Regions from separate parts of the Homo sapiens genome. Here regions 2 and 3 are each linked to region 1. The links are chromatin loops, found by intact Hi-C in ENCODE. Cell type or tissue: heart right ventricle. All regions are shown on one strand. Links, peaks and the distances in the headings refer to the core of each region. The heading gives the core; the rest is flanking DNA.

The links. A loop is a pair of places that touch in the nucleus more often than their neighbours do. Peaks named below come from ENCODE experiments on the same cell type or tissue, not always from the same donor. Only the 100,000 strongest peaks of a DNase experiment are listed, where the experiment ranks them.
Region 2: it touches region 1 in a loop (5-fold over the local background); 80 of 110 quality-filtered maps call a loop at or near these places.
Region 3: a loop joins it to region 1, with 4 times the contacts of the local background. A loop is called at or near these places in 37 of 110 quality-filtered maps.

Annotation. Positions count from the first base shown.
Region 1 is chr9:70,480,900-70,488,433 of GRCh38, forward strand. All of the region lies in intron 3 of KLF9-DT (KLF9 divergent transcript), which reads left to right. Among named protein-coding and RNA genes, the nearest start is that of KLF9, 70 kb to the left of the region's middle. RefSeq lists an enhancer at 4,474-4,780. In heart right ventricle, for the core only: a CTCF peak has its summit at 3,819 (motif pointing left); a DNase peak (open chromatin) is centred at 4,531; H3K27ac peaks cover 3,149 bases.
Region 2 is chr9:70,349,564-70,357,097 of GRCh38, forward strand. It overlaps SMC5 (structural maintenance of chromosomes 5), which reads left to right. Exons shown (of 25, transcript NM_015110.4): 23 at 551-730; 24 at 813-908; 25 at 2,628-5,310. The coding sequence ends at 2,768. Among named protein-coding and RNA genes, the nearest start is that of KLF9-DT, 61 kb to the right of the region's middle. In heart right ventricle, for the core only: a CTCF peak has its summit at 3,428 (motif pointing right); no DNase peak of the experiment used is centred there; H3K27ac peaks cover 542 bases.
Region 3 is chr9:70,586,977-70,594,510 of GRCh38, forward strand. TRPM3 (transient receptor potential cation channel subfamily M member 3) reads right to left here. Exons shown (of 26, transcript NM_001366145.2): 22 at 4,055-4,229. Among named protein-coding and RNA genes, the nearest start is that of KLF9, 180 kb to the left of the region's middle. In heart right ventricle, for the core only: no CTCF peak of the experiment used is centred there; a DNase peak (open chromatin) is centred at 3,015; H3K27ac peaks cover 3,982 bases.

The DNA.
Region 1 (7,534 bases), core at 1,703-6,702:
TTGTGCCAGTACAGAATGTTCTCTTCTGTGAACTGAGTTTGAACTTTTCCAACCCACTTTGTTTGAGGAACCACACAGACAAAGAGGGAAAAGACAGGGAAGATAACCCCCAAATCGTTGAAATCGTGGTGATCTCTCGGATTTTGGCCTAGACCATTTGCTTTTTCGCTACTCAAAATTGACCATCCCAAGCATTACACTTCCTGAAAGAGCAAAGCGCCTGTGATGTCCGTTTTCTAAGACAGGACTTGGCATCAACTTTGGAAATTAACGAGTCTGTCACTGTCTCTCTTCAATTTCTTTTTTTCTTCTTAGGTGTTCAGGGAGTAACGGTAATAAAAGTTATTTTCCTTTAAAGGAAAGGTAAGGCCCCTTGTGCTGGTGACTTCTCTCTCAGTTGTTCAAGCTATTACAATATTCCAAATAGTGTTCCCAGTTTGCTGTTATAACTGGAAATAATTGATTGTAAGGATTTTGGGTCACTGGCCTCCATATAAATGACCAATGAGAAAAGCTGTTAATGCTTGGTAAAGTAAGGTGGTTGGAAATACCTTTTCAAAAACCATCCTCATATAGCAAGACCCCATCTCAAGCAACAACAAACAAACAAAACCCACAACTTTCAAGTTAGATGAGGTCCACAGGAAAAAACAACCAAAAAAACCAAAGCCATCTTCACCTAGTCATAGGGTTGAGTCTCCAGTTGTTTAGGGGGTTGCTTGGACGATCTGAGTGGGAGACCTTTATAGCATAGACAGAATGGTGCAATGCAGTGATTTTCCAATGTACTATTATTAGTTTTTAATGATAGTGGATTCCTTTCTTTGGAGTAAAATTCACCAAACACTCACTGGTGAAGCAGGAAGAGCACAACTTTGAAGTGTGAGCTGTGGATCTGAAGTGTGAGGTGTGGGTTTGAGTCTCCTTCTACTTAGGGGTGCTCCTGTGATACAGGGAAAGTCACATCTTCCGAGCTTGATTGGTGAAAGGAGCATAAGGCTTGTCTTGTATACTTGCAGAGTCATCCGTAAGTGTCCAGTGTTATGCTGTTGCACCAATGAGAGATTTTTCTCCTAAATTCTCAGTTCTACCACCTGCTTCATAGTTTGGGGCTGCTGTCTTATGGTTTTTGCTGACTGCTGGTAATAAGGAAATCTCTAGAAAGGAGTCCTTACTCTGAGATGGGGCTAGTTCCCAGAGATTCCCTGTGACTTTTTTCTTTTTCTTTTTTTTTTTTTGGGATGGAGTCTCACTCTGTCGCCCAGGCTGGAGTGCAGTGGCACGATCTTGGCTCACTGCAAGCTTCGCCTCCCAGGTTCGCACCATTCTCCTGCCTCAGCCTCCCGAGTAGCTGGGACTACAGGCGCCCACCACCATGCCTGGCTAATTTTTTGTATTTTTAGTAGAGGGTTTCACTGTGTTAGCCAGGATGGTCTCGATCTCCTGACCTCGTGATCCACCTGCCTCAGCCTCCCCCTGTGACTTTTGTTGTTGAAAAGTCACGTGTCAACATGCCATCAGAATATTAAATAGTTCATTCATTCTATAAATGCCCCCCTGAATGCTTGCTATGTTTAAGTTGGTGACTGGAATCTAGGGGTTGAGAGATGAGTAAGATATGTTGACTGCCTTCAAAGACTTTATTGTCCAGTGGGAGAGGCAGAAATACATACTCACACACATGATCCATAACATAGTATTTAAAATGCAAATGACATCTGGGCATGGTGGCTCACATCTGTAATCCCAGCACTTTAGGAGGCTGAGATGGGAGAATCACTTGAGCCTAGGAGTTCCAGACCAGCCTGGGGCAACATAGTGAGACCCCCATCTCTACAAAAAATAAAAAATATAATATTTATAATACAAAGGAGGTTGATACATGCTCAGTAGAGATACACATAATAAACTCTGATGGTAGAGGAACAGGATGAGGATTCTGATACGAAGTTGAGGCAAGAGTAAGCTAACAGTAAAGAAAGGAATTATAGTCTTTGTCGTTAATAGAATTGCATGGTATATTTGGGTAATGATAAGTAGTTCTTGTGGCTGAATGGTTGGTAGAGTTATGTGGGAAGAAGCAAAAAAAAAAAAATAGATTGAGCCTAGATCAGGGATACCCACGTCCCCCTGTTGTGCCCCTTGCTAACCTTTCTTCCTGAATTTGAATGAAGCCTCAGAATTCTTCTCAACATAGTTCTCAATGAATCAGTTGGGATTGGCACTTGGGATGGAATCATTTGTCATTCCTGACTTGGGAGTTAAATCCCATGCTTACATATTTTATTTATTTTGGTTATTCTTGGGAGTTATTGCATGTTATTAAGACCAGAATGATATGAGAGAATGACACGATTCAGTCTGTTTTGGTGAGGTAGCTGATGGCCATGGGAAGGATCCATGGGAAAGGTGAGAGGCTGGAAACAGGGAGACCACTAAGAAGATATACAAATCATCTGAAATAGTACGAGTGGGAGGGAAAAGTAGACTGGACAGATGAGGCACTGGGACAGATAAATGACTCAACTCAGCAATGACAGAGGGAGAAAGAAAACTTGACCATAACTGAATTTTCTCACCTGGGTGACTGGATATGGTTTGGATATCCAAACCGTATCTGCCCAAATCTCATGTCGAAATGTAATCCCCAGTGTTGGAGGTGGGTCCTGGTGGGAGGCAATTGGATCATGGGGTCGGATTTCTCAGGAATGGTTTAGTACGATCCTCTTGGTACGGTCTTCACAATAATGAGTGAGTCCTCACGAGATCTGGTCATTTAAAAGTGTGTGGCACCTCTTCCCTCTCTCTGGCACCCGCTCTGGCCGTGTGATGTGCCTGCTTCCCTTTTGCCTTCCACCATGATTGTTTAAGCTTCCTGAGGCTTTCCCAGAAGCCGAGCAGATGCCAGCATCATGTTTCCTGTACAGCCTGAAGAACTGTGAGCCAGTTAAACCTTTTATCTTTATAAATTGCCCAGTCTCAGGTATTTCTTTATAGCAGTGCAAGAACAGCCTAATACAGTGACTGCTAGGAGAGAGGAGCCAAGAGAAGGAATACAGGACCAGGGTCTTTTACTTCTCTTTTTATAAAGGGAAAATAATGAGTTGGGTTTCAGACAGGTTGAATTTGAGGGGTCTATGGGACATCCATGGGGAGAATTCTAGCCATCATTTGGAAATACATATCTGGAGTTAAAAGCCAAAGAGGTAGTTCAGGATTCAGTCACACAGAGGAACCAATGGAAGCCTTGGGAGTAAATGCTATCACCTAGGATGAGAGCCACACAGGGCATTTATAGGCCTGAAAAAGGACAGCCAGGTTAGACCTTGAGAGGTGCCTAATGAACACCAGAGGAAGAGAATCTGAAAACAATTCCTAACAATGTGGAGTGTCGTTAGTTAAATCCAGACCTCTACTTCTGTGTCTGATTCTTCTTTAACATAGAGCAATGACTCACCTCAATGTGGCCTGTTGGTGTTTGAGAATGAACAACACAGGTAGCTTTCTCCTGTACATCATTTATGGGAGTGTTTCTCAAGATCTCCTGATAGTTGACCATGACTCACAGTGAGAAATATACTTTATTTTGGGACCAACAACATACATGTCTATATAATTATTTAAAGCAAAGGGCTTCATGAAACAATATCTACCTGTATCTTCTGAAATTAATGCAGATATGTTCTGTTTTATTTTATTAAAAAAATGCTAGTCGGGTCCCACTAAGTTGGTATCACAACCACTAATGTGTTTCAAACCCGTAGTTTGAAAGACACTGGGTTGAGGGACTGTGGTTTCTGGAAGTCCACTCTCCCTCTAGTGGTCGATATCTTTCAGGACAGACTCAGCTCAGCCTGAGGATCAGTGGAGAGGACTTAACCCCATCTCCAAAGGCCTCCCTTATGTGTTGGGATTTTTAGCTTTGGGAGGAAGTTTAGGTGAGTCCTACCAACAGGTTTACTTGTGATGTTCCCAGATGCAAATAATAATAATAGACTTTTATTGAGTCAGGCCCATTATATACATTATTAACACAATTAGTTTTAATACTAAGCCTCTGAGGGAAGTTCAATTATACTTTCTTTTTGCGGATGAGAAATAGCAAGGCTAAGAGAAAGAACTTGCCCACGATCACACAGCCAGTAAACGGTGATGCTGACATTCAAACTCAATCAGTTGGTTTGCAGAATCCAGTGCTTAATGCTATTCAGAAAACGTTCTGAAGAGTTGGACAGTGAGCTGTATCTTCCTTGGTTCACCCATGCTTCTGTGCCATGCCTTGCTAAGAGACTTCTGTGTCATTTAGCAAGGCGTAGTCTTTGCACCGTATGCTTTAGACCCTCTCTATGTGTAGCTTCCTCAAGTTTGAAGTTTCTTGGATAATCAAATATCTGACATGCTATCATGTCAGGAGCCAGGACAGGCAGGAGAGAGAAAGAGTAATGGGCAGGCAGGGGCTGCTGAAAGGGCCTCTGAAGCTGGGCTGGAAAAGGCAGTCTGAAGGGATGGAGTTTAGACCCTCATTATCTCCACCTGGCAGCAGCTTCCCCACTGACACCCTGCCTCCGTGCTCACCCCTAAGAGTCCAGCCCCCTCCGTGTCTCCGCCAGGCTTATCTGTGCAAAGCAGCACTGTCATCATCACTCTCCTACTTCATGCTTCCTGCTGACACTGCAGCCTCATCTTGTCCCAAACTGAACTCTTCTCTCTTCCTTCAGTGCCAGCTTTTCCTTTCTGCCCCCTCCCAGCATCTACAGGATACAGTTCTGGGTCCTCAGATGGCCACCCCAGACTCATGGTGGGCCCTCCTACCTTCCTCCACTCCTCTCCCATTATTTGCCCACGTGAAGCCCAGCCTGGCAAGTTTTCTCTCTGTCCCTGGATTCATGGTACTTGTCTGATCTCAGTGCTATGCCCACATTGTGACTTTTCATGGAACGCATTCCCCTCCCCTTTTCTCCCCATCCTTCAAGACCCAGTTCAGGCCTTACCTCTTCCCTATGGCATCCCCTCATTCCTTCCTTTATTTTTGCATCTTTGCTTTTATAGTTTACATTGATCATATCACCAAATACTGTGGAATATTTAAATAGTTCATGTTTTATGCTCTCAACTAGATTCATTCATTGATTCATTTTAAAACTATTTATTCAATTGCCTATTAAGTTTTGGGCACAGGAAATTTAAGGAGAGTGAGGGTAAGAATAGGTGTCATAACTCCAGGATCCACAAAGTGGGCCAGCACCGTCAAGGCAGTGGAGAGCTGTTGTTTTTAACCCTTTATTTCCATTCTCCTGGGAAAACACCCTGATTTTCTTTTGGTTACTCTATTCTAAGTCTTAGTCCTTGTGGTATGAGCAGCGCTGACCTTTCCTCCTTGAATGAGAAGTGGGCATGAGGCCGAGGCCTGGCCCATGAGAGAACTGCATTCCCTGGTCACAGATGTTGGTTCACAGATGAGTCTGTGACTGTGGCTAGGCCAGTGAGAACTAGCCCTGGGCTCTTGCTAGAACTGCCTGGGCTGTTAAGCTGGTAGGATGTGATCCTGGAGCTCTGGCAATTATTATTCTTATTTTATTTTTTTGACACAGGGTCTCATCTGTTGTCCAGGCTGGAGTGCAGTGGTGCGGATCTCAGACCACTATAACCTCTGCCTCCCAGGCTCAAGTGATTCTCATGCCTCAGCCTCCTGAGTAGCTGAGATTACAGGTACATATCACCACACCCGGCTGATTTTTAAATTTTTAATAGAGATGGGAGTTTCATGTTGGCCAGGCTGATCTCAAACTCCTGACCTCAAGTGATTCACCTGTCTCGGCTTCCCAAAGTGCTGGGATTACAGGTGTGAGCCACTGTACCCAGTCTCTGGCAATTATTATTACCACCACTGGGAGAGGGCCTGCCTGAAGATGAAGCCAACATGGAAGAAATCCTGAGAGTAAGGGAATGGAAAGCAATTGATTCTGGATAACAGCTTTTGAGCACTTCAATCCAGCTAATACTATACCTTGAAGCCAATACATTCTCTTATGGGTTACATTGATTTCTGTTGAGCTTCTGTAAGTCACAGCTAAAAGAGTTCTAATTATTGCAGTGTGTGCTTCATGCTCTATAATTATCTGCATCTGACTTGAACCTGTTCCCCTGACCCCAACTAGCCTAGACTGATTCCCATCCCAATTGAGGTTGGGTTGAGGGGCAAGATTAAAATAAATCTGGCCAGGCATAGTGGCTCACACCTGTAATCCCAGCACTTTGGGAGGCCGAGGTGGGCAGATCACCTAAGGTCAGGATTTTGAAATCAGCCTGGCCAACATGGTGAAACCCCGTCTCTACTAAAAATACAAAATTAGCTGGGTGTGGTGGTGGGTGCCTGTAATCCCAGCTACTTGGGAGGCTGAGGCAGGAGAATCGCTTGAACCTGGGAGGTGGAGGTTGCAGTGAGCCGAGACCACACCATTGCACTCCAGCCTGGGCGACAAGAGCAAAACTCCATCGCAAAAATAAATAAATAAATAAAAAATAAAAAATAAAATGAGCCTGGGGATGGAGGGACGATGAAGAGAGGTTGGTTAATGGGTACAAACATACAGTCAGATAAAAGAAGTAAGTTCCAGTGTTTGATAACACAGTAGGGTGACTATAGTTAACAATAATTTATTGTGTATTACAAAATAGCTAGAAGATAAATGTTCCTAACACAAAGAATGATAAATACTTGAGGTGATGGATATCCTAAATACCTTGATTTGATCATTACATATTGTATGTATGTAACAAAATATCACATGTACCTCATCACTATGTACAATTATGTGTCAAAAAAATAGTTTTAAAGAAAAGATGAAAGTAAGTCAATGGCTTTAGCATGGCTCTGGTCACAGACAAGTGCTGTTTTTTTTCTCCGCATTGAATCCTTCCCACAGAGCCTGGGGCCTGGTGCTGATATCCTCTTAGCATTCGGGGTATACCTGGCACTCCTGTGCTGGCTCATGTCAGCCTTTTATATAAATAGCCTGTATTGCATCTCTGAAAAGAAGGACAGGGCGCAGTGGCTCATGCCTGTAATCCCAGTATTTTGGGAGGCTGAGGTGGGTGGATTGCTTGAGCCCAGGAGTTCCAGACCAGCCTGGGCAATATGACAAAACCCCGTCTCTACTAAAAACACAAAATTAGCCTGGCATGGTGGCGTGCACCTGTAATCTCAGCTACTCTGGAGGCTGAGGCACGAGAATCACTTGAACCTGGGAGGACGAGGTTGCAGTGAGCTGGGTGCGGGCCACTGCACTCCAGCCTGAGTGACAGAACCAGAGCAAGACTCGATCTGACAAAAAAAAAAGAGGATAGGATCCTCATATTGAGCAAGATTTATAGTAATGTGCTTATAAGCCTGTAGTGGGCTTATAAACAGTAAGTGGCTGTGGTTAGGTTACAACAGAGAAAGGAAAACTTACTGTAGTCTTCATTTTAATAATGCCTGTGCATGAGTAGTGGCTTCTGAGTGTGTGTTTTATTTATTCTCTGATAAATTCTT
Region 2 (7,534 bases), core at 787-5,786, 130 kb before region 1:
ATGACTTAAGTTTTCAAAGTATATGTGTAATTCCTACCTTGTTTTTTTCCTTCTTAACCGACTGAAGAAGTTAGGGGGATTCTTGGCCCTCTGCAGTTACCATACACAACCACTTCTCTAGCACAAGAGAGCATGACACTCCATTATGTTCTAATTGCTTTCACCTACAGTTTAAGAACCTAGCATTTTGGAACTAGAATAGATAGTGCTTTTTGAGGACAGAGTTCCTCGCTCAGTAATTTCTAAAAACTCTTGGGGAAGCCTACTAAACTTGAATAGAATGGTATAGAGGAGGAAAATGTTAATTTAATCTGAATAATTTCCTTATCTAAATAGTTCTTTGAAAACCCTTAAAGCTTTTAGATAGTAACTGTTTGCTTAATATTTATTATTTTTAAAAATACATATATATTTATTGTTACATATTTAAACTAGTGTCACTAAATTTTGAGTTCTTTACTCTTACTCAGTTAATTCAATCCATTTTCAAATAATAGAATGACATTACCAGAGGAAACTCATTTTTCATCACTTTTTAAATGTTTTATAGGAAGATTATGATAAATATGGAATTCGAATTAGAGTCAAATTTCGAAGTAGTACTCAACTGCATGAATTAACTCCTCATCATCAAAGTGGAGGTGAAAGAAGTGTTTCTACCATGTTATACTTGATGGCACTTCAGGAGCTAAATAGATGTCCATTCAGAGTAGTTGATGAAATCAATCAGGTATGGTGATTGTTCTGTTACTTGGATCTTCTTATATCCTGTAACAGGAATAAATGTAATCATTATTGTTGCCATTGTTTAGGGAATGGACCCAATCAATGAACGGAGAGTGTTTGAAATGGTTGTAAATACTGCCTGTAAAGAAAATACATCTCAATACTTTTTCATAACACCAAAGGTAGGTAAAAAGTAACCTAAAAGTGGTCATATACTCAGAAATCTCCTGTGACATAATCATACAGTTTTTGTCCCAACATGCACATATTAGCAGGAACACTCCCAAAAAAGGAATTTAAAAGGTTAACAGTAATATTTACATTATTAAAGGGACAAATTCCAGTGTCATGCTTAATCAGAGGAAGAAAGGTAGGAGGCATATTATTATGTTCTAAAATTGAGATTGTCTCATTTCTCTTCTAGAAAAGGTACTCTTTCAGCACTGAAAGATGAGTGGGGAATACAACCCTTAAGACTCTGGCTCTTCATTTTCCCAAAAAAGCCTCTCTTGTCATATACTGCCCTTCCTCTTTATTTGCCACTAGTACTAAGCTGGCCCAGGAGAAATTTAAGTATCCCAACATCTTCTATTCACAGGTTAATTCTGATAAAAACAGAATTATCTTTGTAGATAATTTTTCATAATCTAAAACCATTGCAATGGGAAATTTTCTTTTGCTAAATCTAGTGCTGTGAGTAAATTACAAAGCATATGTATTCAAAGATATGTTTTTAATGTAACCAGATTTTTTCCATTTTAAGTATTCATGAAAAATTTTGGCCAGGTGCACTGGCTCATACCTGTAGTCCCACTACTTTTTGAGGCCAAGGCAGGTGGATCACTTGAGCCCAGGAGTTCAAGACCAGCCTGGGCAACATGGCAAAACCCCATCTCTACAAAAAAAATACAAAAATTAGCTGGACGTGGCAGCATGCGCCTATAGTCCCAGCTACTTGGGAAGCTGAGGCATGAGGATCGCTTGAGTCTGGGAGGTGGAGGTTTCAGTGAGCCCAGATCACACCACTGCACTGCAGCCTGGGTGACAGAATGAGACCTTGTTCCAAAAAAAAAAAAAAAATTGTTTTTGCCCATCCTACATTCAAATTTTTATTAAATAGTGTCATCTGTCTTCTTTTTTTCAGTAGATAGTCTTGTGGAATAGTCACATCTGTTAATACCCTACTGCTTGCCAAATACCTTAGTCTACAAATGTCCCTGTTACACACTTTTCAGGATACCAGGCTATCAAAGAAGTTGCTTGAGAAGTGTTTATAAATAAAAAGTGAAAGTATCTACCCTAGGAAAATTGTGGAGGACATACTCTTTTCCAAGGTCTGCCAAGGAAGTTGAATAATCCCAGTTATCCTGTGAATCTAGAGGGCTGGATTATTCCTTATTTTGATTGTTCCTTAGGCCAGGCTACAGGTATGCTAATTTAGGTAAGGATTACAGTCTGGCAAGGTTTATATTGAGGTGTTTAAGAGCTTCTTAAGAGTCTTATTGGCTGGGGACAGTGGCTCACACCTGTAATCTCAGCACTTTGGGAAGCCAAGGCGGGCAGATCACCTGAGGTCAGGAGTTCGAGACCAGCCTGGCCAACATGGTGAAACCCTGTCTGTACTAAAAATACAAAAAGTTAGCTGGGCCTGATGGTGCATGCCTGTAATCCCAGCTACTCTGGAGGCTGGCTGAGGCACGAGAATCTCTTGAATCTGGGTGGTGGAGGTTGCACTGAGCTGAGATCGCACCTCTGTACTCCGGCCTGAGCAGCAGAGTGGGAAAAAAAAAGTTTTATTAATATTGCAAATAAAATAATACATTTGACTGTACACATGTAAGGTTGGAAAACTATACTTCTCAGTATATAGCTTATATGACAATTTGTTTTAATACTTACAGCTCCTGCAAAATCTTCCTTATTCTGAAAAGATGACAGTTTTGTTTGTCTACAATGGCCCTCATATGCTGGAACCAAACACATGGAATTTAAAGGCTTTCCAAAGGCGGCGGCGCCGTATTACATTCACTCAACCTTCTTAATAAAAGTAAAGAGAGGGAACTTGGGAATTTTTTTTGTTAAATTCTGTTTATAAGTATGGCTCAACTGAATAAAAGGAGATTCACTAAAACGAAAAGCAGTTATTTTTGGAAACCTGCTTTTAAATACAAATAGGTTGATAATGGAAACTATAATGACCTTTCCAAAATAGCAGCTGGTAGTAAAAGTTAAGTCTTCTTCAGTCTTGGTTGAACTTGAGTTCTTGGCACTCTGACCATGAGTCATTCAGTTCTCATGTTAAAATGTACTTAATATTACAAATCAAAGGTACAGTGGAAGAAGGGTTAATCACAAGAAGTTACTTATATGGTAGCCCTGAGCTTTAATTGCAGAGTAACTTTAATTACTTTTAGAGCCTAAAGATGACTCTAGAGCCTAAGTCCTAGTTTCTCCCAATGTTATATTTAATTTTAAAAAATTGATATGAAAATGTCTAATGTATAGTAATAATTTATGACAGATCTAGTCATTTCTTCCTATTAAAAAAGATTACCTTATCTCCAGTAGGAAATGGAATTTTATGGGCCTTTAAAAGAAAGTTTTATGAAACTTGATGCTATAATTTTATTGGTATTTCAAGGGGAAAAAAGCACTGGGGTTCAAAAATGGTAGCAGAACTGCTTTGAAATGCTGCAAGGTGGCCACTAGATGATGCAAAATACAACCAAAAGATTGACTGAGAATAAAATTAGGTGACAAGGGTTTTTAAAGAATAACCTTTTAAAGTGTGGGGGCAGGGGTTGCTTTTTTTTATTTTATTTAAAGTCAATTATATTTTACATCTTACATTTCTAAAAGCATTTTATAATTATTTTTAGTAAGATTTTTCTTAAAATTTCATATACTGGTTTCTACAATTTATATTTGAAATTTCTCAGTGTTATGTAAAGAGTGATGGAAAAGCATTGATTTCTTTAAAACCGTAATGTTTTTAGAACTTAAGCCTATAGGGCCTTTCTTACAATGTTGATGTACCCATTATCTTAGAAAATCTAGTTTAAACTGTTTTCTTTCACCGCAAAAGAATTAAATGGGAAAATCATTTGTTTATCTCTAAGTTATACTAATTAGTAGAACCAAACAAATTATCTTCTTTTAAAAAATAAATCTTATAGGAAAATAGACAGTCCAAAGTCATGTCTTTGAACAGTGGATTGGATCTGTGCCAGTAATGACAAAATTATTTTTTTGACTTGCTTGCCTGAATAAATTGAAGAATTGCTTTCAGTTTGGGTTTTGTATATTCTTAAGTAGCCATTGAAATTTATATTCTTAACTAGGTCAAAAAATAATGAGCCATAAGTTTATGTCCTCTCACTTAGACATTTTCTCTTTAAAAAGGTATTTTCTTCTTTATAAACATTTTAAAAGAGCCTTCCCTTCTTAAACTAACTCCAGTGCATGAAGTGTGAAAATATTTTAAAATGACATTTTTACTAATATGAGCAAGTCATGTAAACATTGAAGAACTTGGTAACATATTAGTAAATGGATATTACCAAATGTTTTCATCGTTAATTACTTTGCGTTCCACCAAAATATCTTTACTAAAATGTGCTTGGTGTAGTTTGTTTATTGTCTAAATTAGTACCAGTCATCTTATTTCTGCAAAATGAGTATCAATGTGAAAAAGACACGTGAAGATTAAGCATGTTTGAAAATAAAATGGTCAATTACATTTCAATTTACATAGGCCAACAACTGTTCCATACTTTGTTTGTAAACATTTAATTTCTCTACTGGACAAAATTAATATTTGGCTTTACATTGAATTTTGAGCTGTGAAGAATAAATTATGTATCATTTTAGCATATTAAACAGTAGTAAGTCTAGCACATAGTCTCAGCCACTTAAAACAAAAGTTTTTTTGTTTGTTTGTTTGTTTGTTTTTTTGAGATGGAGTCTCACTCTGTTGCCCAGGCTGGAGTGCAGTGGCGTGATCTCGGCTTACTGCAACCTCCGCCTCCCGGGTTCAAGCGATTCTCCTGCCTCAGCCTCCCAAGTAACTGGGACAACAGGCGCGTCCCACCACACCCAGCTAATTTTTTATACTTTTAGTAGAGATGGGGTTTCAGCATATTGGCCAGGCTGGTCTCGAACTCCTGACCTTGTGATCCACCCGCCTCGGCCTCCCAAAGTGCTGGGATTATAGGCGTGAGCCCCTGCACCCGGCCAAAAGTTGATTTTTAATTACATAAAAATCGTAAAAACTTCTAGTAAAAACTTGATTTGGTGAATACAGTTATATTTAAAAACCTTAAGGTGACAAGCATTTTCTATGCCTAAATCTTCATTGGTTTGCCTGGAAAGAGTCTCTGTTAAAAGATTTTCCATATTCAAAGTAAAAGGAAAGATTTCTTGCTTTCTAATTGTCTTTTGGACACATGCCTATTTTCTTTGAGGTATAAACCTTTAGATGTGAAAAATGTAATTTCATTCTGCTATTGTGTGTGCTTGTGTGTGTGTAATTGAAAAAACTGGGAAATCCTGCTTTGTTGGTAATAAATCAATATTTTTATATTCTTTTGGTGTATGTTATTTTAAGTGAGAACTATTTTTTATACTCTGAACCTTATTAAGAGTCATTTTGGTTTTCAGATTTACTAAAAAAAGGTCTGTTAAGTACCCACATTTACAAAATAGTGTTCAGCAGTCTATTAGTGTTCGAAAGGGTAGAAAATTTAGTCCCTTTTCTGCCTGCAGTGAAATCACAGTCTAATAGAAGCAATAAACACTCATGAAAAAAAGGTTTAAACCATTTAAAGAAGCCAAGTTACAAGGCCGAGTATTCATCAGAGAGGCTGCAACATAGGTTAACTGTTTTTATGTTTAAACACTATGTTTGCTAACATGCCCAATAGCCAATTTTCACTTATTACTCCTTACATTAAGCTACTATATAAAGTAATTTTTTTAAAATATATTTTTGAGTCAGGCAGACTTTCACTTACAAGTTACTTGATAGTCTCATCATTGGTGAAATGAGAATCATACCTAATTCACAGAGTTGTTGAGAGGAGCAAATGAGATCGGGGCCTATTGGGACACATAGCATTATAGTGAGTACATTATTAATGTTTATGTATCTTCTCATATTTTAAATCTTGAAAAATGTACTGTGAATTTTATACACCCAGGTCTGAAAATTCTAAATAATGTGAAAGTAGAGATTATTTTGTAGTCTATTGATAAATAGTTCAAAGGATGCCAATACCTACAGACTGAGCATTGGGGAGTGCTGATAGTTATTTTTATAGATCTTGTTACCTTGTTAAATTCAAATATAAGTTAGTCAGATGAGCTTCTTTAAAGATATTCCATCTCATTATTTTATATTGATATATAATTTGGAAATTTTATAATTAATAGAATTTGCACATTTGGGAGATATGACTATGTTGACAATTTGGGCTTTTTATTTCCACCAAAAAGGTTAGGTATGGGGGATTTTATTTATTTTTTAATGTTGAATTATAACTTTATTGCTGCAAAATAAATGACTGGTGATTGGCTGGAAGATTTAGATATTTTCAAAAAAGCCAGCTTTGTATAATCCCAAAGAGAGAGAGCAGGTCTCCTCTGGTTAGCTTCATTCTAAGCTGTGCTAAGAGGACTTGGTGAAGCTGAGGGCAACCTAAAAACAGCTCTGGCCCTGGCCCTGGCCCTGGCCCTGCCTTTATCAGAGAGGCTGCAACGTAGGTTAGTTATTTTTAGGTAGGTCAGAAACACCTGAAAGACGTTCTCCTTCCACAAATAGTACCTTACCTGTCTGACCATGCTTTTGTTAGTAAACTTTAATTTCCTTTTGCCTGAGGAGACTGTTACACGCTCTTGGCATCCAGGGTCATGCGTTTAGAGTGAAGGTTGAGGGGAAAGGGTGCCAAGAGGGTCACTTGACCATTTCTGCCAAATTTAAGGAGTGGGTTAATGAATTCCAGTGCAGGAAAGATTTGGGACAAGCTGCCCAATGAATGTTATGATAGAATGGTAAATTTTACATTCCTTTCATATTATTTAGAATTTATTTTAAAAAAGAGATGAGGTCTTGGTATATTGCCTAGGCTTGTCTCAAACCAGCCTCAAACCTCTCTCGGCCTCCCAAAGTGCTGGGATTACAGGTGTGAGGCGCTGCACCCAGCCTAGAATTTTAGTCCCAGTGATCTCTGACAGTGAAATTCTGTACCATCAGAGATTAGTTGTTAGATTTAGGAGGGACCTTCTGAGTGATTTAGGCCATCCCCTTCTTTTCAGTCAGGAATCATGGAAAGAAGTTATTTGATAAGTTTTTTGTTTGTTTGAGACAGAGACTTGCTCTTATTGCCCAGGCTGGAGTGCGATGGTGCAATCTCGGTTCACTGCAACCTCCTCCTGGGTTCAAGCGATTCTCCTACCTCAGCCTCCCGAGTAGCTGGGATTACAGGTGCGCACCACCACGCCCAGCTAATTTTTTGTATTTTTAGTAGAGACAGGGTTTCACTATGTTTGCCAGGCTGGTCTCGAACTCCTGACCTCAGGTGATCTGCCCGCCTTGGCCTCCCAAAGTGCCGGGATTACAGGCGTGAGCCACTGCACCCGGCCCCCAGCCCCTAAAGGAGATTTTTTTTTTTTTTTTTTTGCTTTATAAGTATTTAAATCTACATTGTCATATATAACAACTTTGTACTGTTGATGGAGAAACAGGGACTTAAAAATGTTGTCTTTCAAGTTCTTTTTTTATTCTTTTTCTTTAAGACTGTTTATTGCTTTG
Region 3 (7,534 bases), core at 787-5,786, 110 kb after region 1:
CAACATGGACACAAAGGAGCAAGGATTTTTTTTTTTTATAGCAAACCTTTGTACTAAATATATACATACATAAATAAAGCAAAAACAAAACAAAAACCTTCCTACCCCAGACTACCTATTAATTTTAGATGGAAAAGCCCTAGGCAGTAAGAAAAAAAAGTAACCCAGGCATTAAGTAGATTGGATAGCTAATTTGGAGTGAATGGAAAGGGCTAGATAATATTAAGTTGTCATGGTAGAAAGTAAGTTTTGGACATTCTGCTTTCACATTACTATCTAAACTTGTAAAAATACTCAGAGAAGCAGAAAGGAGGACTAAATTTAGACCCTTACTTAATGCATTCAAGAGCATGATTCATTTTCCTCCTGCCCTGGTACAGCCTGGGGAATCTGAATATACAGCCAGCAGCACATGGATGCCCTGTAAATAAATGAAAGTCGCATTCATTCAGGGGCTGGAGAAAGCCAGAGACACCCCGTTTTCCCTGCCAACAAAGGTGCACTTCTAGGCACCTCACACACCAGAATGCAGAACCAGATTTCTAAGCTGGCAAGAGTCCATCTAATTTTAGCTTTGCTCCGGCCTTGGCATGAAATGCTGCTGGGGTGGAAATGAATTCTGCTGCTCCTCTTTTCTAAGTGGCTTTTCTCCTCAAGCTCCAGTGGGATCCTGACCAGCTCTCAGAGGCCATGCCACATGGGTCACACTGATGAGACTACCCAAAAGGGTGTCATCATTTGGTAGCCATGCATTTAACAACCCAGGGCCTAAGTTGTTTCATGGTAGCCCTTAGATTGGTTCTTGGAGAGCTAGGATTCTATATAGCAAACACGTGAAGACAATTTTGGGCTATTTGAAAGAAACCAGACAAACCAAAAAGGAACCAACCACACAACAACAGCAAGTTGCATTCCCACGAATTAAATCAAGGTGGTAGGCAAAGTTTCCGGGTAGAGCGGACAGTCACTGTCCCTTCCCCAGGTTCCTTATCTTCTGCTTCCAATCACATTCTCTCACTCTCCTCTGCTTCCAAACAAAACAAACATTTCAGTCTCCACAGAGAACTTAGATTAAGGCTGAACTATCATTTGTGTTTAGTTCAACATGGCTTAGAGGTGAAAAGCACCTAAATTATGTTGTGACTTTACAGCGACTCCATTTTCTTTCCTTTGGGTTTAGTTTTAAGCACATTTGGAAAGTAACCTTAGAAGTTTCATTCCAGTATCTTAGGCTTTATTGATCTTATCGATCTTTGATCTCTGTGTTTAGAACAAATAACAGAAGAAAAGGTGGAAGGCATATCAAAGATCTGTAGCAAGGTAACATTGCCTCCCAGAAGTGAGGGCATCAAAGCCGCCCTCTCTTCTGAGGTGTATGATTGATGTTAAAAACCCACCCCAAGGGCCCTATTGTACATCCATATACGTCCAACCCAATTAAGAAAGAGTATTTTCCCAAACATGAAATGGGCTTAGCAATTCTGAAGTAAAAAAAAAAAAAGAGTTAGCTATGGAGCACACGCATTCCGTTAGAAATGAGTCACTCTGCGAAGGTGTGTTTGAATGAGCAGCATTTCAGAAGGCCCGCACGGGGTACACCCACAGGATGGGACTGGAGACCCTGGGAAGGGCTGTGGGTCCAGGCGGATATGAGATCCGATCAGCCTGAAAACATGCTTCACAAACCAACCTGGGCACGACACAGAAAAGAGGCAAGACGTCGTAGGGCAGCATAAAAGATTTGTACCTTTCTCAAATAGCTTGGTACTTGGGACTCCAGAGCAGTTCTGAATGACCAGCTAGGGCAGTCACCCAATCCCCACTGGGCCCATCCAGGGCCATAACATGAATATTAAATCATTTGGAGGACAGGAATGTTCAATGACCTTGGCCAAATGTCATGACAGATTTTGGGGGCAGCCTTCTATATCCATTTGAGAAAGGACAAATACTCACTAGCACTAGACAGAAAACTGGCTGATTTAGCTTAGAACAGTGGCTACCATTGTAGCTCTTTCAGAACATCGAAAAGGAAGGTAAGTGGTTGGGGAAGGGCATCACGAAGGCTGCATCTATCCAAGGCTGGGTCAGTTATACATTGAGGTTTGGAGTCGAAATTTATTCTCACACACGTAGAGCTCCACAGATCTAATTAACAGTGTGGGAAATCTATTTTCATGTTTCACTCACACAGAACACATCTTCTCTGTCTCCAGGGGGTTTTCAAGTTCTAAACTACAATCAGCCCTTCTTTTAAAATAACAATAATAAATCCTCTTATTCAGCCAGATGGTGGTGTTTGTTGCACTAGGCTGGGTTCATAGTACAACATCAATAAATGGCCACTTGTAGAGGGACAGACAGAATCCCATTTATAAAACACACCTACACCTCCCTCCTTCTCCCATCCCAAAATGTGGCATTGTCAAAACTTCCCTGGGGGCTTAATCTCATTTTGGAGCAGAAAGGAAAACTAAAAAAGGCAAAATAATGTAACTAAGTGGAAAAACAATTTCTTGGGGGGAAATAGCACATTTAATCTCTGAGGAAAATGGTCATAGGTGGGTTTTTAAAAAGTGTTGTTTTGCCTTTAGGGACTGTTTGAAAGCAGGCTCTCAAAAGGATTTTCCCCAGTCCCTGGCAAGCTGTCTTGGTGAAGGCTGCACATTGTCAGCCAAAGATATTACAACCAGGAGATGGAGTTAAAATTCTTCCTCAGTGAGTTGGCTAAGTCTCATGAAACAAGTATTTGTTCCAATTAGGTGTTCCAAAAAGTCTTGATTGCCTTAGATAACGCATTTTGAGAAGGAAAGTGTGTTTGTTCAAAATCCATCGTGGAAGAATAAATGACGTACCGGTGTGTTCTGTTGCCAACGTACACATCCTCTTCACAGGCCTGGAGGACTCACACTCTTTGCTGCCTTGTCCCTATTTTCCTGGTCTCAGTCCTACCGGGGATGGGCAGTGGGAGTGGGGATGCTAACTAGTCTCTGCTCCTGCTCTTAATAAGCTATACTACCTGGTTATGCAACCCTAATCCATGTCCACAGTCCAGGGCTCAGACGGCTGGCCTGTCAGCAAAAAAATGTCTGAAAAATGTTAATTCAACAATGTTGGAGGGATGTTATTTCCAGAACTAAACTCCTCAGGGGAAATGAGAAATCATTGCTCCTGGGATTCAACTCCTCCACACTGAAAGATGTTTCTTTAATGATGCTTTCTTCCCAAAAAATTTCCCAATGCCTGGTGTGTCCTGACATTTGGTCCCAGTAAAATCCTGGAACAGACTCCTAGGATACAACTATCTTCAAACTCCATACAAAAGGAGTGTTTATTACAGAGAATCGGCATCTATTAGGGCATGAAACCTTGGGGGCTTGCTGGCATTCACTCCCCACACTGAATCGTTTCATAATATAGATACTATTTTCTTTTTGGCATTTATAGCAAGCAACTCAGTTTATGACCTAAGGCATTTTCCATACTTCCAGGCAATGAATACCAGCTTCCTATGAGTCTCAATAGCACATAATTTAAGACAGTGGGAAAGGGAGTTGGAGAATAGTTTCCAGTGCAAGAAAAATACCATGCAGATGTTTGCCCTTACTCTTGAATTCTGATGGTGAAATCGAGCATTGTTTATTTGTTCTGAAGTCCAACTCAAGAAATTTATTTTCTAAAGGCTGGGGTAGAGGTAGGGAGGTAGTGACATAAAATATTCCTGATACTGAAATATTCAACACATGGCCCTGGGAGTTTGAATCATAAAGTAATTTAGATCTTTCTAAGTGGTTCATTGTTTGATCAAATTTGGTATACCAGATGTCGATTCGTGTCACAGAACATGACATACCTAAAGAAATACCCAAGAACTACTTTGCTAAAATTGTGTATTCACCTTCTGTAATTTTTGTTTCCTCCAAGATAGCAAGCTAGGAATCAGTCCTCTATCTTGAGCCATTTATTGAGAACAAACAAATGAACTTGGAAAAGACATAACCGAATTGAATTTAAATACCTGACTTTGGTGTATGAGAATCATAAACTTGCTTACGGTCTATCTGGTCCGCAAACACTTCCCCATAAATCATCCAATAGGGCATGTAGAAGATGTTCTTGGCCAGTTTCCATGATGGCTCCTCATTGGGAAAAAGGATGGCTTGCCTGGCGACCCCAAAGCTCATCAGAACCACCAGCATAATGATGACAAAGTACATCATGTCTATCATCTGGAAGGGTGGGGAAGCAGAGGGAGAAACAAGAGAAAACCCATATGATTGAGTGTTCTTATAATTGCTGACAATGATGGGAACCTTTGGAGGAGGTCCACTTTCTAGACTGCTGGGAAGGGATGTTTAGACAGGGAGTTGTGTCCAGATAAGAAGATGCTTGGTCTGTTGAAGCCAGTGTCCACAGAATTCTATCAGTGACTCAAAAAACATTTCAAAAAGTGCACACACAGATGAAGCCTCTTCGTTTTTCATTGCTGTCTGTGGGACCGAGCATAGGTCCCACATAGGCTAGGCATAGGAGTCATATAAATGGAAGCTTAGGCCTCTGTGTGAATCAGGTGCTAACTTTTTCTCTGCTCCTGGGGGAGGCAAGTGTCCTCTTTGGGTCTCTTTCTTCTTAGAGAAACTGGAATTGGGAGAGTTGAACTATTCCAAGAGCGACTGCAATGCTGTAAACCTCCTTTCTAAGTTCTGAAAGGCTAATGAAAAATTGGAAAGCTCAAAAACAAAACAAAACAACAACAACAAAAACTGCCTATAAACGAAGCTAGGATAAACCAAATATCCATTATATTCTTATTCTTGTGGCCCCACCCCACTGCATAGTATTCTACCACCAACCAGTCTCTCAGAGAAAATGGCTGTTTGTATACTTCTCCTGCAGGGTATCCCATTGGCTATGGAGGGTGTTTTCTTGGGCATTAGAATCATGCACCCTAATGACTCAGACCTGTACCTGCTGTAGAAATGATGGATTTTCATCTTGACAGGTTTATAAAATCCTCCAGGCTGCTCTCTAATATAATGTTATCTCTTGTTCCTCATTCTTCCTTCTTTCCATGATGTATGTTATTTGGGATCTGTTTCTTATATGCCAAATTATTTTCCTTTTATCACTCAAAATATTAAATAGATGAGGATGCAATAACTATTGATTTTTTTTCTGGCCAGAACCCATTACCTCCTCCTTTTATAAACAGTTTCTACCCAGTATGGCCACAAGGTAGGTGTGTTTTCCAGGCTACGTTAAATATGATACTGGCCCCGGCAAGAGTGATAGAAGCAGGGATTTGACCAAGACAGGCCAACCAGAATCCTTGTATTGGCTTTGCTTTGTTTTGTTTTTAACTAAAGCTGGGAGAAAGAAGTTCCTTGTGTCTCTGTAATGGGGTGAGTTCATAGTATTTGTATCTGACGCTGAGTTCTCCGCCAGTGAAACTGATCAGAGTAAATGAAGCCGATTTGCAAGAGAAAGTGAGCAAAGCTTGACAGTGATTGGGTCCCTGTTTGCAGTAGCCCCTAAGGCCAGTTTCATTATGCCCTTCATAAGTCAATATATCCCTTCTAGGCTTAAGCTAGTTGGAGATTGGTTTCTATCGCTTGCATCAAAACATAGAATACAAAAGACTTTCTCTTAGATACCATACTTCCTGAAGGGATGCCCATCCACAAAAAAAAGCCTAATGCTAATTTTATCAATGATAATGGAGGCTTCAAATTAGTTTTACAATTTTTTAATTTTTATTTTATTATTATTTTTCAGATGGAGTCTCATTCTGTCACCCAGGCTAGAGTGCAGTGGAGCGATCTCGGCTCACTGCAACCTCAGCCTCCCGGGTTTAAGCAATTGTCTGCCTCAGCCTCCTGAGTAGCTGGGATTTCAGGTGTGCACCACCATGCCCCGCTAATTTTTTTGTATTTTTAATAGAGATGGGGTTTCACCATCTTGGCCAGACTGGTCTTGAACTCCTGAACTTGTGAGCCACCCGCCTCGGCCTCCCAAAGTGCTGGGATTACAGGTATGAGCCACTGTGCCCGGCCACGATTTTGTTTTAAAAGAGTGTCTGTTATTGGAATTCAAACATTATAGCCTTCCTTGTATGCCTTAGGACACTGGGGTCTAATCAATTTTCAAGGCAACTTCAAAATGCATCTCACAAGTGTTGCATGACTTAAAAACCAAACAGGAATATCTTAAAATCTGACATCCATTCATATTTTTAAATAGTCTTTAAAGTTGTATGCTAATTAGTTATTTCTTCTATAGTTTAGTGGTCTCAGAACTCTTTTAAAGTGAGCAAGCCAGCTGTGTTGAAAGTTTTATAGAAAACATGGGTCTGTTTTTCATCCTCTCTCTTATTTTATAAAATTCTTTCATCATTTATTTACAAAAAGTTCTATCAATGAAAAAGCACACATGGGTCCTTCATGTTGTGTTTATTTACACTGATTAAAAGATGGGTTGGGAGAGGAAGGTTTGTGCTCATGAGATTTAGAAGCTAGTTTGACCCAAGGAAACTCAGCCAGTAAATACAGAAACTGTTCTAATTTAATTTCTCAGGATTGTTTTTGTTCAGATTGATTGTGCTATCTATCCAAAGGGTCAAAACAATCAAAGAGAAGAAACATTTTTCCCAAACACTTAGCTTCATATATTTCAAAGAAGTCTTAGCTTTCATACAAATACCAAAATCTGATAGAATGCAGTGCAGAAATAGAGCATTATTAGTGAGAACTGGGGCTGGCCTCCTTTTTTAAAGCTAAATTATCCAGTCGGTTCAATATTAAGAGAGCTGATCCTGTCCTAATCTTGTAAATATCTTTCTGTTGTGTTCTACAGAGGAGAGTATATAATATATATTATATAATTTATTATATATAATGTAATATATAATACACATATATATAATATGCATTGTATAATATACATTATAATGTATAATGTATATATAATATATAATGTGTATATAATATATATTATATATACACTGCAGTGGTTAAACACATGTACTTAGGTGTCAGAATACCTGGGTTTTCATCTTGACTTTGCTAGTAAAAATAGCTACATGGAAAAAAACTCACACAAAACGAGTAAAAATAATTACAAAAACAAAATAAAGGCTTCCTAAATGTTAAAAAGAAAGAAAGAAAGAAAAAGAAATGTAGCTAGGTGGCCTCGGGCAAGCTGCTTAATCTTGTTTTATTTTATTTGTAAAATAGGAATAATAATACATTTATTTTATAAAGATTCAATGAGATGGCATGTGAAACAATGTGGTAAGTTCTCCATAAATGTTAATGTATTATTATTATTAGAGTTGGAAGGAGGTCAGGTTGTGGGGTCAGTTAGACAGAAATTTGAATCCTGTTATTGTCCCTTGATTAGTCTCTTATTCAATTGTTTAAATTATTAAACACAGATATGAAAACCTATTTCCGAGGGGGTATGATGATGACATGTCTGACATGGTATCTGGCACACAGCAAATGATAGCTATCATTATTGTTTTTATTCTGAATTA